Regions from separate parts of the Homo sapiens genome. Here region 2 is linked to region 1. The links are chromatin contacts, found by Hi-C in ENCODE. All regions are on one chromosome and are shown on one strand. Each heading gives the region's core, a stretch centred on a gene start or an enhancer-like site at or near the end of the contact. The rest is flanking DNA. Distances are from core to core; before and after follow the strand shown. Region 1 holds the start of EPCART (ERG-positive prostate cancer associated androgen responsive transcript). Region 2 has its middle 150 kb from the start of PPP1R1C.

What was found. A loop is a pair of places that touch in the nucleus more often than their neighbours do. Pooled maps may share reads with other maps.
Region 2: a loop to region 1 is called in a map of endothelial cell of umbilical vein, with 10 times the contacts of the local background. The contact joins the enhancer-like site here to the promoter of EPCART in region 1. A Hi-C loop is called at or near these places in 4 of 168 maps with a recorded cell type or tissue (IMR-90, PC-9, chondrocyte and 1 more) and 3 of 50 pooled maps.

What each region holds. Positions count from the first base shown.
Region 1 is chr2:180,121,575-180,129,401 of GRCh38, forward strand. It overlaps EPCART (ERG-positive prostate cancer associated androgen responsive transcript), which reads right to left and starts at 3,620. Exons shown (of 4, transcript XR_923634.3): 1 at 3,106-3,620; 2 at 1,759-1,854.
Region 2 is chr2:182,128,241-182,136,067 of GRCh38, forward strand. It overlaps a transcript of PPP1R1C not described here. Among named protein-coding and RNA genes, the nearest start is that of PPP1R1C, 150 kb to the left of the region's middle. Within about 2 kb of position 4,536, at least 2 of the 41 ENCODE cell types and tissues checked have a DNase peak (open chromatin) inside an H3K27ac peak, as active enhancers do; they include endothelial cell of umbilical vein, where a contact is called at or near this core.

The DNA of each region.
Region 1 (7,827 bases), core at 2,370-4,869:
TGGGACTTGGTCAGAAACACACTATTGCTTGGTTTTGCCTTCCTATTCTGCTTTCCCTACTCCCTTACTTATTTCTCTTGAGAGCACCTTCTTAATCACTTGCTCATGAATCTTCATCTCAGAGTCTGCCTCTGGGGAACCCAGCCTAAGATACTTATCTCTCTCTCAAAGCATAGTGCTGAGCACATATAAAATTCAATGAAGATTTATTAGTACAGGGATTTTTGATATAAGTAGAATCACAATTTAATAAAATCTTAGTTGTGAAGGTACTGAAATATAATATATTCAGAGGTTCTCCATAGCATTATATATACTTTCTTAAATGTAAATTTAAATTCCTGGATATCTTGAAATCTCACTTGGCATAGGAAATAATGGACTGGGTAAAATTAATAATATTTATAAAAATATTTGACATACAGTTTGGGACCAAGCAGTGTAGTATCAAGGCAATTGCTTGTTATTTTTATACCACAATTGAACAGCACATTGGGAGACCCTGCATTTAACCTCACATGATAAGATCTTGAGAGAAGCTTTTTCTCTTGACCTGAAAATAGTGACAAGAACACAAAGATGAAAGTAAACAAGTGTTATGTGATTTTAGGGACCTTTCATTTCACTCCAAAGCTTAGATAAAGATTCAAGGAAATTGGTGATCTGGGTACAAGAGAGAAGAGTTTTGAGTATGAATTGGCCAATCCAGTTTTTCCACTCTCAAAGACTGGAGTGCCATACTAGGCCTGTTGAGTCTCAATCCCTTCCTCAAACTTCTGCCCTGCCATGTATCACAGGGGAGCTGAACTCTTCAGGTGTATTTTAGGTTGTATTTGGGTGAAATTACACAACTTAAATTATTTCACCTAAATACAACCTAAAATACACCTGAAGAGTTTGCCCCGCCCCGCCCCCCACGTGATATGTGGCAGGGTGTATTTTAGGTATATTTTAGTATTTCAGGTTGTCCAAGTCAGTTGGCTTCCTGTTGCTCTGGGCCAAGTGTGGAGACATTATTGGGACAGCAGAGCACACAAAAGGAAGGGTATTTCTACCACTCTCACTATGCCTCAGATGATGGTAACTCCATCCTCTCTGCAGCCCCAGTTCCCATCCCCACCACTCAGGCCTACCTGTGGCCTAGCTTCCACCAAGTAGCCCTGGGCCCTGGACCCTGGACCTGTGGGTCCCTCCAGGTGAAGGTGGCAGTGGCTTTCTGCTGCCATCAATCCAAGGTTTCTTTTTTCTCTCTTGGATCATGATTAATACAACTAGGCAGATTTGGGCTAGCAGAAGGGAAGCTATAGAGGGACAATTGGGAGGAGAAAGGAGCCCAAAGTCCTCCACATGAAGTGCTTATGGGGTGAGAAGCCTCATACTCCTCCCTTATGAGATTGTGGGTGGCACTAAAAGAAGGGAATCAGTATCTTATTTCCCAACTGGCTATTTCCTTAATCAGACGCTGAGTCAGGGAGAAGCAGCCTGTGGAGAGAAACAAAGAAGGTGGTTGCCATGGAACAGAGAAGATTCTGGCTTTGGAGTGACAAGAATGTACAAATCTCCCAAAGGCTGCGTGGATATGGGGAAAAGTAGCTGAACCTGAGTCATCTTAGCAGTACTTCCACCTGAGTCCTATTTACAGGCTGTAGATACTCCAGTGGGAAGAGGTTAATGGGGGAAGCTGTAAAGGGGTAGGAAAGACTGGCTAGAGTTGGATTTACCATGTCAGGGAGACTCTTCAGGGCCTTCTGAACTTACCCAATATCCCCTGAGGTAAGCAGTATTTCGGCACAGAGAGGACATCTATTGGTAGCTGGTGTTTTCTAGATGAGCAGCAATACCCAACAGAAAATTCTGCAACAAAAAGAATTGGGTGAAGAGACTATTTTGTTTCTTCTCCTCTGATCCCACCTCAAGTCATTAAAGAAGCTAGATCTTGATGTGGAGAAAGAAGAGGTTTTGTGCAACCAGATTGGCTTCATGGTTTTGGAGTCGGGAGGAGGGGCAGGCCAGACCCCTTTGGGGCGCCTGTTTTACAAGCTGAGCTAGGTAAAATTACATGATTTATATGAACTATGACAATGATCAATTATCAATGGAATCTGCCTGAGATATCATTCAGGGGCAAGAAAGCAGAAGTTGACCAATCATATGATTAGAAAAAGAAAATTGCTTCTGATTAATATCCATTGAGTTCAAACCATTTAGTGAAACAGTTACCCTTAAACTATCAGCTCATCTAGAACAGAGTTTTGCAAACAACATTTTGTGGGCCAGTAAAACAGATTTTTAACACCTTGCATTTTTACCTCTCTGATCCCTTCTCAGAACCACCAGCAGATTTGACAACTGTTTTCCTCCTTACTCTGTCTCTTCCTTGACTATACAGTAGAAAATAGAGAATTCAATTTATTCAACTCTTTGTAATGTATGTGGTTATTTGAATCCTGTTGTATTCATACAGAACATGAGCTTTGTTCCTATATTTTCATATAATTGTTAATAAGTTATAAGAAGGTTTGAGGCTGTGGCATATAAACACAGCACATAAACATATATTTCTATATAACATAATCTTCCCACTTTTACTACATATTTTTACTAGACTGTTCTGGAAAAGCTATTTGTACATATTTCTTTGTGCACACAAGTTCCTCAGCTAACGGCTTTGCTCTGTTTTTATAGAACATGTTGTATATGGTTAAAAAATGTCTTTCACATAAGCCACATTTTTCCTGTTTTTGTTTACTTGTCTGTATTGCACCTCAATTAGCAAATCGTGCAGTCTTCTCTCCCTGTCATAATAACATAAACTATCTCCATTTTAGGCTGTTCGATGTAAAACAAAAATCCCCAAATTTCCACTAGATGGTGCTATGAGAATGCAAACTTCTTTGGTCAGGGTATATATAAAATCCTCAGTTATTGCAGCCTGTTATTTTGGCTTGTGAAACAGGTCTGCCCCCCACTAAATTAGATGCACAGGGATGATTTAATATTTAGTTAAGAGACGATGCAATATTTCCCACAAGTCTCTGAGGAGCCCAGGCAAAACAATGAAGAGGCATTTTTCGTCTAATCCTCATCCATACCACTTCTTCTTACCTGGCCTTTTTGGTATGCTACTCCATAGATACCTAGGAACAACCCCATAGTGGCAACATCTTTTGACCCCGGTCACTGCCACCGTCTATGGCTTCTTTACCCAGTCTTCCCTCCTTGGCTGGAGGGGGCTAATGGATTTATTACATTACTGACTGTCAGCAATTATTTTTTGACAATTTGTTCAGTGGTTTTCAAAGTGTGATTTCCCAGACCAGCAGTGTCATCTGGGAGGTTGTTACAATTGCAAATTCTCAGACTTCAGCTCGGACCTACTGAATTGGATGGGAGTGGAGACCAGCAATCTGCATTTTCACAAACCTCCCCGAGGTGATTCTAATGTGTAGGAAAGTTGAGAACCAGTGTGTTAAATACTTCCTGGGAACAAAACTGCCTTATCCTATTTGGATTAACCTCATTCCTGAAAGCCCTCAAAGAACAACTTTAAAGGTGGATAGGTGGGTGAAGAAATTTTTAAAGGTGTTGCCAGGTACAGTGGCTCACCCCTTTAATCCCAGCACTTTGGGAGGCTGAGTCAGGTGGATCACTTGAGCCCAGGAGTTCAAGACCAGCCTGGGCAGCATGCTGAAACCCTGTCTGTACAAAAACAAACAAACAAAAAATTAGCTGGGCGTGGTGGTGCACGGCTGTCCCAAGCTACTCAGAAGGCTGAGGTAGGAGAATCCGTTGGGCCCGGGAGGTTGAGGCTGCAGTGAGCCAAGATGGCGCCACTGCATTCCACCCTAGGCAACAGAGTGAGACCCTGTCTCAAAAAGGAAAAAAAAGTTTAAGGCGAGCATTTGTTCTACTTGGCCTACTCTGCTTTCCCTTTGGGTTGCTCTGCTCCCCTTGGGCTGCTTTGCTCTCCCTTTGGGTTCTGCCTGTCACTGAGGAGTCCTCACTGCAAAGGAATAGTGAAGCCTGTATCTAATGTGTAAATGTAGGAGAGTATGATTAGTAACTCACTTTTTTTTTTTTTTTTTTTTTAAAGAGATGCCCAGGAAGGCAGCCAGATGGCAGCATCGTTCCTACACTGTCTCTGCACTCCCAAAGGCAGTTTCTGGCCCTTTACTGTAGTCAAAGGAGATCGCGTAGCAGCGGTCGTTTATTGGCTAGGCTGTTTGTCTTTTTTCTCTACTGCAGCATGAGTCAGAACCCACAGAGAGAACCAGAGAGGAACAACCCGTTGATTAATGGGTCAGAGAGCTATGTAAGACTGTGATCTCCTATTGTCCCTGTTTCACGGAACAAATGTGGGGGATGCTACAAAGATTCAACACTAGGTAGACATCTAATGAAGCTGGGTTGCCATCAATCAGTTCAAACAGGTGTCTGGAATAGCTGTGTCTTCTGTCTTTTGATAAACACTGAGTACCTGCACATACAATTCCCTGGGAGCTTTTAAATCTCCTGATGCCCAGGCTGCACCCTAGACCAACCACATCAGAATCAGGAGAATGGTTTTAGGGCATCAGTACAGCTTTAAATCTTCCCAGGGGATACTAATGAGCATGAAGGGCTGGGAACCATGATATTAAAGACGTTGAGATGAAATTTGTGGCAAAGTTATTTCAATTGAGAAACCTGGGTTATTGTCTTATACCGTACTGTCAATTTCAACAGTGGAGTTTGTTGTTTTGGCCAGTTTTGATCTTGGCAAGTTTCGATATTCGAAATGGATTTTGTTGTATGACAGAAGGGGGCATCATCTCCTCTCCACCCCACACCACCTCCTTCTCTCTTTCCCCCTCCTCCTTCTCACTTGTTGTTCTGTTTTGTGTTTTGTTTTGTTTTGGAGGGGTGAAGACTGAAAATTTAAAACTGTGGCTACAAAATGGGCATATTACTGCTACTTAAAAGAAAAATTCTGACCAAAAATATATAGTCAATATTCTGAGTTTAAAATATTCTAAACTGTAAAAACCTTCTGTTTTTGCCTTCTGCCACATGTTCTTAGGTACCCTCAGGCTACAGTCCTTATTTTAAAGGATATGATAGTAAGAAAGTTACATCAGCCTTGATGAAAAGCTGTGAATTTAATCTTAGGAGCTCACACTGACTAGAGAGAATGAAAACATTCTATCATAATTGCTTGAAAAACTGTAGAACTACTCACTAGAGTTGGATATTGGTCTATAACCAAAACTCCTTTTGTATGGAACAAAGTGAGTTTCATGAAACTCTTTGTAAAAGATTTTCTTTATCCTGGAAAATCCTATATGTTTCCATGTAAAATTCTTAATAATAGGTAGAATGAAAGCTGGAGGGAAATATAATTGTGACATGTGAAGTATGAAATATACTTCAACTTAGTATAGAAGTATAGGCTTAATTCTTTGCACCAAGGGGCATCTAGAAACCATCTCCAGAAGCTTTCGGTGATACCTTATTAATCCTTCTCTAGGTGTACCACTTAGGAAATGTAAATGGTACTAAAAGAAATAATTTGTTAGGTCCTTAATCCCACAAAAGTTGATTAAGTCATTGTCTGTGAATAAAGACTAGGTGAGAAAATTGGGAGCTTTGGGAAAAGGGAGCCCAAGGAAAAAGTGGAACAGGCTGGAAAAAAAGGAAAGTGAATTAAAGAATAGGGAATCAGATTTCTTTTCCATTTTGACTTAAGGATATGTCAGGGCCAAAACTATAGAAATTTGAAATTGGTTCATTTAGAGGATCAATGCTCTTTTTTCAAGTGATTTTTTTCCTAAGTGATTCTTTTCCTAAGCAAGTCACACTGATTTTTTGGTTTCCAAACTCATTGACTTATGGGCAGTTTGGAGAATTAAAAAAAGGTATAGACTACTAAGGCGTCTTGTGTACCAGACAAAGGTTTCTTGGATTCTGAGGATTTATTTCATTACTATAGATATCTCTAAGGCAGCATGACCTATAAATAATTTAGGCAATCTCCTACATATGGAGAAATAATAATTAGGAAGGGGCAAACTTTTGAAATTACAGTTTAGATTTAGTTTAGATTTAAAATTGCACACACAGTCTCCCTAACAAACGTTAAGCACTTCTGTCTGTTGGAGATTAGCAAAGAGTTTGAGGAACTTATTTTACATTGGATCTAGTTTGTCCTTTAATTGGTAAACCTCAATTCCAATGGCACTACAGGTTGAGTACTCCTTATTTGAAATGCTTGGAAGAGGAGAATTGTTTTGGATTTTGTATTTTGAATACAGGCATACCTTGGAGATATTGCAGGTTCAGTTCCAGACCACTGCAATAAATCAAATACTGCAATAAAGCGAGTCACACTGATTTTTTGGTTTCTAAGCACATGTAAAAGTTATGTTTACACTATAATGTAGTCTATTAAGTGTACAATAGCATTTCTTTAAATGTACACATCTTAATTTAAAAATATTGTTAAGAAATGCTAACAGTCATCTGAAATTAGTGAGTTGTAATTCTTTTACTGGTAGAGTCTTGCCTGGATGTTGATGGCTGCTGACTGATCAGTGTGGTGGCTGCTGAAGGCTGGGGTGGCTGCAGCAATTTTAAAAAATGAGACGATAAGGTTTGCCACGTTGCTGGATTCTTCCTTTCACCAAAGATTTCTCTGTGGTATTTGATGTTCCTTGATAGCATTTTATCCACAGAAAAAACTTTTCAAAATTATAGCCATTCCTCTTAAACTCTGCCACTTCTTCATCAACTAAATTTACATAATATTCTAAATCCTCTGTTTTCATTTCACCAATGTTCACAGTATCTGCACTAAGAGTAAATACCATCCTAGCAAACCACTTTCTTTGTTCATCTATAAGAAACAATTCCCCATCTTTTAAAGTTTTTTCATTAGATTGTGGTAATTCAGTCATATATTTAGGCTCCACTTATAATTCTAGTTCTCTTGCTATTTCTGCCACGTGTGCACTTCCTCCACTAAAGACTTGAACCTCTCAAAGTCATCTGTGAGGATTGGAATCCACTTCTAAACTGTGAATGTTGATATTTTCACTTCTCCCATGAATCACAAATGTTCTTAATGACACTAGAATGGTGAATCCTTTCCAGAAAGTTTTCAGTTTGCTTTGCCCAGATCCTTCAGAGGAATCCACTATGTCAGCTTTAGTCTTACAAAAAATGTATTTCTTAAATAATAAGACTTGAAAGTTAAGATTATTCTTTGATTCATGGGCTACAGAATGAATGTTGTATTAGGCATGAAAACAACATTAATATCTTTGTACATCTCCATCAGAGCTTTTGGGTGACCAAGTGCATTGTCAATGAGCAGTAATACTTTGAAAGGAATCTTTTTTTCCTCTAAGCAGTAGCTCTTGACAGTAGCACTTAAATATTCAGGAAATCATGCCATAAACAGATGTGCTGTCATCCAGGCTTTATTGTTCCATTTGCAGAGCACAGGCAGAGTAGACTTAGCATAATCCTTAAGGGCCCTAGTATTTTCGGAATGGTAAAGGAGCATCGACTTCAACTTAAAGTCACTAGCTGCATTAGCATGTAATAAGAGAGTCAGCCTATTCTTTGTAACTTTGAAGCCAGGTATTGATTTCTCCTCTTTGTAATGAAAGTCCTAGATGGCATCTTCTTCCAATAGATGGCTGTTTCATCTGCATTGAAAATCTGTTGTTTAGTGTAGCCACTTTTATCAATAATCTTAGCTAGATCTTCTGGATAACTTGCTGCAGCTTCTACATCAGCACTTGCTGCTTCACCTTGCACTTTTATGTAATGAAGATTGTTTCTTTC
Region 2 (7,827 bases), core at 3,286-5,785, 2.0 Mb after region 1:
TCATTTCTGATAATGATAAGTTTCTGGAAGGAAATAAAATGGTAATATTGCAAAAGGTAGCGTCTCCTTTTTATCAAAGCTGTGTGACATTGGGCAAGTCCCTTAACCACTCTAGAACTGAGTTTTCTGCTCGGTAAAACGTGGAGAATTATATAATAGAAGATCAGAGAATCTTGTCAGGGCCCCTCTGACTCTAAGATCTGTTTCTCCTTTCTAATTTTCTTTCAAGAACTGCAGGCAAGTTGTAAAGGAAAAAAGAAGAGATGAGAATAGACAGAAAGCAGCAGTATTATGAGAATATGGGCTCAGAAGAGAAATGATATCTGTGTGCTTGTATGACAGCCAACGGAATAAAATTGCTTGAGTTAGAAATGCATGAACACACATATGCATATGTATGTACGTATGTATATATGCATGTATGTATGTAATAAAATGAGCATTGTAACCAGTTGATTTTTGTCTTTTAAAACTTCCCTTTAGAAAATGACCTAAATAGTGACGATCAGTTTTTTTGCTTGTTGTTTGTTTTTAAAATTTAGAAGTTCTTCCAGGAAAACTTTCCTCTTACAAATCACTAATTGGATAATTGACTCTATCCTAGCATACAAGCTTTGTTGCTACTAAGTGCTGCATACCAGATTTTTCCCTTTACAGAGATTTACATGACATGGTATTAAATCCTCTGGAAAGTTTCCACTGTGTTCTGAAGTATTTTCTTTTTCTCCTCCAGGTGCAAAATGAGTTGATAACAACCAGAAGTTGACTTGTTAGTGCTGTGCTTCTACTCGAGCTTGGAAAAATCCCAACACAAAACAAACACCACCTCCGATTCCATCATGATGCCACGTTGCTTTCTACTGGATTACCTCCTGAAGCACTTTAGATATTTTATACATAAGTATTGACATGTTTTTCAGAAGCTGTTTCTTCACTTATTGCTTTTTTCTAATAATTTTTATTACACCATTTGCCAAGTCCTTCCCTTTGGTTTTAGTTTATTCCTCTCTACAACTAAAAAAGGGATCTTGAGTTTAGGTACATTTTAAGTGATTCATTTTTAGTTTTTCTAATTCTGGAATCTGAGCCTTCTCTTACAACAGGGAGTCTTTCAAAAACATTTTTTTGTTTCTTTTTCAAATTCCACTGTGTTTATTTATTGCCTTGTTTCTTTTTCAAATTCCATTGGTCTTGATTTAATTTAGTTCCACAGATTTTACTGATAGTCTACTACCTGCCAACTACTGAATTATGCAGCAGACTTATAAAAATAAAAAGGCTATTTTATTGTTATTGCCATCCTGCTAGTAAAGATTTATTCAATTATTTATAATTAATTAAGTGGCTTCACCTATATTTCTGTTAATAATCACATTAATTATGTATGACAGGTAGGATTTATGTTATAGATAAGAAAACTAGAGTCCAAAGAAAATAAGTGTCCCCAAATGAACCAATAATCCAACAAACGCTTCCACTAACTAGCTTCTGACCTGTTTGAGTTGTGATAGATTTTAGAATAAAAAAGCCTATCCTCCTTAGGAGCCATAGACTTTTATTCTTTCTTATACTGTCTTATATATTGACTTAGAGCTAAACTTCCTCCAATTCAGACATAAAGCATAGGCAGATACTTTTGCTAATGAGGCTAAGCTGGGAAGAAAACCCTGAGTTCTACTTTAATTCTTGGGCATTGACTTCAAACTAAGATGACTTATAAGAAATAAAAGAAGTAAATTTGAAACTTTAATAAAAAAAGTACATGGTTCATTTAAAAATGTTTCCTATGTCTAAATCTATATTTTAAAAATAACCTTTATCATGTAAAATGAGAGAATTGCTGAGTTTATGACAATCTTAGGTATAACCTTTTCTTAAAGAACAAGGCATCAATCTTTAATTTGTTTCCCTTTCTTGATTTCTCATAAGTTGCAAAATAAAAATAAAAATAATTTCACAAATTGTTCATTATTATTATCCTCCCTACTTGCCCCAGGATTTAAGTACTAACTTTTACTTCCTACTCTTAGACTTTGTATTGCCAAAGAAATAAAATATGAAAAAGCATAATCACCCAGACCTACCTGCGGAATTGTGGATTATGCTGTAGATATTAGATCATTGAAAGGAACAATATACTACTTAATGAGGAGCCAAAGACAACATTCTACCTGCTGCTCCCTTCAAGCTGAGGAATGAGTTTAATTGACTTCAAAGTCCCATTATTCTCAAAAGTAGCAAAGGTACAACATGGCTTTGCATGAATCAAAGGAAGGGAACAACAAGAACTTAAAAAAATAGTTTGCAGATGGTTGAACATCTCTTTAATAATTAGAGAAGAATATCTTTTCTTTCTTTATTGTTTACAGATACCAACATTTTTCAAAGCCTTGCAGTAGATGAGTGAGTCTCCTGTTACATTTCTCCTGCAGCATATATTCTGTGGATGTGTTTTCCTAAGCAGACTAATTATATGTTGCTCTCTTCTTTTACCCTAATGAAACATAGATTTTTCTGTTTTGAATTTGTCACTTGTTTGTTACATTTGTCAAGTGTTTTAAATATTACATTGGTCCTTTATTTGCTTTTGAGAACACCCAATAGTTTAAAAATTAAAATGACATGAAGGTCAATTCTAAGACAGGAATGATACTACTAAATCCTGGACTTGCCTATGATAACAAGCTCGAGCTACACACTTTTATTGTCAGAATAAATGGAATATATAGGAAGGAGTTAATTGGAACTGGTTAGTACCTAAATAAGATTTTTCAAAGTAAGTTTTTTGTCGTATTGGCAGAACAGTGTTAAAAAATAGACATTGTCATCATAAACACCCACAACTATATCTGTAGAAGATAATTTAATGCAATATTCTGGGGAAAATACAGTTGCCAAAATTAATCTCCTTGTTTTCTTTCATTGTGCAATGTGGAGTTAAATTTTTTTTCTATTGAGCAGTGTGTGTGTGTGTTTGTGTCTATAATTTATATATGTGCTTGTATACATTTCTATATACACATGTATGTGTATGCAAAATATGTATATATACACATATATATAAAATGTACACTAAATATGTATATATGTATATTCATAAAATGTTTTGCTGTATGGAAATAAAAAAGAAGGTTTCTAAAGGAAAGATAGAGAAGAAATTTAACCTGATTTCTATTAAATTAAGCACAGAGAAATAAAACTTTACTAAAGGGCCAGGTGCAGTGGCTCAAGCCTGTAATCCCAGCACTTTGTGAGGCCAAGGCTGGCAGATCACTTGAGGTCAGGTGTTTGAGAATAGCCTGGCCACATGGTGAAACCCTGTCTCTACTAAAAACACAAAAATTAGCCGGGCATGGTGGCATGTGCCTTTAGTCCCAGCTACTCAGGAGGCTGAGGCAGGAGAATTATTAGTCCCCAGGGTGGCTAGCAGGGCCTAGGGAAGCTGGAGATCCTGGGGTGACTGTCCCTGGCAGAGCTGGAGGTTGCAGTCACTGTCCCTGGAGTTGGAGGTTGCAGTGAGCCGATATCGCGCCACTGCACTCCAGCCTGGGTGACAGAGCGAGACTCCATCTCAAAACAAAACAAAACAAAAACAGAAAAACACTTTACTAAACAAATACCTCCCAAAGTTATAATTTCCATATTCTTGTCTGTTAGGGAGAAGCCAGGTGAGAACAGAGGAGGACATCCAGAGTAAACTGGACACAGTAACAGAGGTGAGGAGGTCCTCACAAAGGGTGCCTCCGGTGAAAAGAGAAAGATAGCCAGAGGGAGAGGACCCGAGGGAGGGCAAGGCCAGCTCCTTCCCTCTCCCTCTCTGGCCACACAACTTATTCTTAGCAGCTTCCTGTCCACTGCTGCTAAGTCATTTCCACATGAACGCGTCTTTTGCACCATGGCTATTTTCCTTTTGCCCCCATTTCTGTCTGAGGAAAGGTTTGATGGTGATTTCAGTGTTGACACACTCGACTTTTAGACTGCAGCTGACTTACCATGCTTGTTGAATGAGTCTGTTCCTCTCACATGGACAGTTTCCACTTATGAAAAGTCCCTTCCTTTTTCATTTCCTCTGCAGAAAGCTTGTTTTGCTAATGAGGAGTCCATGAAATTGGGGGAGTTTGCTGCTGTGTGTGTGTGTGTGTGTGTGTTTGTGTGTGTGTGTGTATGTGTATGTGTACATAGTTTTCCTCTTTGAGAAATTGCTATTGTTGCTTCTCAGTGCACCTGGATGTCTGAAGATATTTTTTATTTAACGAGCTGTCTAGGAAATACAAAGGTTACTGTTATTTTATCTTTATGTTGATATTTTTCTGTTTAATATTTGCATTAAAATTGTTCCCCCAAATAGAATATCTACATGATATAGCAACCAGTGAACAAATCAACATATCTACCTACACATATATATATAAATCTATATATTAATCTCTCTCTGTATCTAATTAATATATATGTATAATTTAGCCTTCCTCTCAAGCAAGGACATAAGTGGTAAATTAATGATAATATAATCTTTACTATGGAATGGCTGGTCTACTCTGCATGGAGCAACCTCTCCATCATGTGGACTTTTAAGATATTGCTACTAAAGTTAAAGCCATGCTATGCTCTTGAAACTGTAAATATCAATTAATTTTAAAAGAAAGGGGTGAAGCTCTAGGTAGGTTTTTATTTGTATAGCTCATATTATTTCTGTTTTTCTATGTGTCAGGTGATATTCTCAGCACCTTGTATAGAACATTTCACTTAATCATTCCAAAAGTACCTATTAGATAGGCACTTTAATTATTTCCATTTTATAGATGAAAAAATTTAGGCTTGTCCAAGACCACAGCACTGGTAAGTGACAAAGTGAAGTCCAAAATTGAACTGAAGGCCAAATTTCATGAGCTATCTTGGGTGAGATATTTCTTGCCTCAAGTCTTCCACATAAAATGTAACAAATTTAATGGTATCTGGATAAATACAAAATAATATTATTTTCTGTTCATCAAGGGCCAAAAAATGGGTCAGATACTGTCTGGACCCTTTAAATATTCTTTGTCATTATTTTACCATTCTATCAAAGTATTAATGGTTAAGAAATGTCTTCAGATTAGAAAATGTTACAGTTAGCAGCTACCAACCACCAATGACTAAGAATTAGTCATTATTGTTCTAAATCCTGTATGGTTCCCATTATTAATCGTCAAGGCTGTAGGAAATCAACTAGGAAATGTGAACTTTTCTTCTTAGCAAAGTTTAGGATTTGCTGTTATGAACATATCTCTACACCAGCAGACCCAACTCCCCAAGCATACAGACAAGAGAGAGATGAAGAGATCTTACTGTTTCTCTCACATAATTCAGGTTTGCTTTTAGTATGCTATTAAGAATTGATGCACTCCCCATTTGTCTGCTCTGAGAAAAAAAACATAAATGGCTTTTGGGATTTTGCAGATCTAAAGTGCTTGAAAAGTGGGTCTTATTTTGACTAAATTAACTGGAGATGTTATCTGAAAAGGACTGACTCAATCACATACCAAGCAGGACAAATAATAATACACTTTTCCTTCCTGCCTTCATTCATTTATTCACATCCATTTATTCCACAAATATTTACTGAACATTTACAGTGTGTAAAACTCAGTGCTTTTTTCCCTAAAAATCTAGCAGCAAGTGTATGACAGAGAGCTGCAATTCTTTCGCACAGAGGGATAGCAGATCAGTGTTCATCCAAAGAGGAGATGGAGTTCTGGTTAGAGGAATGAGAAGAGGCTTTGCAAGAGAGCAGGCAAATGCACAGATCCTTAGAGGAAGAAGGGACAGGGACAGGTAAAGATGACAAAGGGAGCAGCAAGACTCAGGTAGAAGAGGCACTCAGTGCAAAGGCATCAGGAACAGTGAATACTGTAATGAAGGCTAGACTGAAAATGGGCTGGGTTAGGCTGTGAGGGGCTTTGAAAATTATGCTAAGGAGTTTAAGCTTTACCTGCTGGCCAGTGGCTCTCAAAGTGAGATCCCCAGTCTACCAGCATTAGCTTTGCTTCAGGCCCATCCCAGAACTACTGAATCAGAGTCTCTGGGGATGGGGCTTAGACTTCTGTAGTTTAACAAACCCTTAAGGCCATGTTGATGCATGCTAAGGGTTGAGAACCAGTGCTGTAGCCAGGCCTTCCAAACGGATGTGTGTACTGGGAATGAGTGGCAGGTGTGCTGGAGATAGATAGTGACATTTGCAGTCCTCAGGGTGGCTAGCAGGGCCTGGAGAAGCTGGAGCTCCTGGGGTGACTGTCCCTGGCAGAAGCAGCCTCATTCTTTTTCCTAGGGTACCAAGTTCTTTGACCTGAAATAGTAGTGCTGTGCAGAGCAGGCCTGTGGGCCAAATTTGCCATGTAGCTGGTCTTTGCATGCTCTCTCCCCACCAGCTAAGAATAGTTTACACTTTTAAATGGTTGTGAAGGAGAAAAGGAAGAGAAAGGAGAAGGATCAGAAGAAACAGAAGGAGGAGGAGAAGAAAATGATGAAGGAGGAGGAGAAAGGAAAGGAGAAGAGGGGGAGGAGGAGCAGCAGGATGAGGGTGGTATAATGGTATGTGGCTTCCAAAGCCTAAAATATTTACTATCTGACCCTTTACAGAAAAATTTTGCTGACCTCTGATGTAGACAAGGAGAAATTGTTTTTAAGAAAAGGAGCAATATTTCCAAAGAATTCATTAGGGAGATTTAGCATAACAACTGTATACAGAAAAGACTAAGTAAAAAGAGCTGGAAAGAGAAGCCAAATGTTCAACACAGGTAAAGTGGTAAAGACTTAAAGAATGCAACGCTCTTTGATTAGAAAGAAGAAATGAGTCTATAATCCTTATAGAAATTATACGCTTTAAATTGACCCAAGCACAATGCCATGGCAAGGTTCTCAACAGCTGAAGAAATCATAGATTCTCTCAAGTTCAGCAATCTCTTGAAGTTTGGTTTAGTTTTGAAAGAGTAAAACGATGCTGAGGGCATGAACTCTGAAATCAGAATCCCAAGCCTGCATCTTCCAGGATGGAAGACCATGAATGCATTGCTTCTCCTAGCTTTGTCTCAGTCCTCCTCTCTATAAAATGGATATAACAGTAATATTTATCTCTTAGGATTGCTGTGAGAAATAAGTTGGTAGAGACACGAAACTTAGAACTTAGCAGACTTATGTAAGCACTCAATGAATTTTAGCGATTACATGTTCAGATATAAAAACTGTAATTACTTTTGCACCAACCTAATAGGTTTGCATCACATAGCCAGGAACAAATGCCAATATAAATGAACAAACAATAGCTAACACTAAGGTACATGAATCAACAGGCTCTAAGTTCCTTACCTCTATCAATATACTTACTTCTTGCAACAATCTTAAGAGGTAAACCCCGAAAGGCTTCAGGAATATATAGCTGCCTTCAACTTAACAAATTCAATCAAAAACAGTCAGGCTATGTTGTGTGCAAGCCGTGTTAGGCTATGGGAAAACAAAGTAACAAAACATAAACCCCTGACCCCATGGAATGTCTAGTCTACCTTGCAGACTAAGTGAAGAATGCTATGTAGATGCTATCTGTAACAACAACAAAATGGAGTTTGTTTACAAATAAGAGATTAAATGCATATTACTTTTGTAATCTGAGACAGATATCATTCAAACTATCATTTAAAAGGCGCTGTAGCTGTCACTTGCTTCTGTTTTTCAGTGGGAAAATTGTGATTTCAATGAGTGGAGCAGGAGTTAGAAAACAAGGAGTTTAGAAACTTGAAATCTCTAATTTACTTTATGTCTTTTTTTTTTTTTTTTTGAGATGGAGTCTTGCCC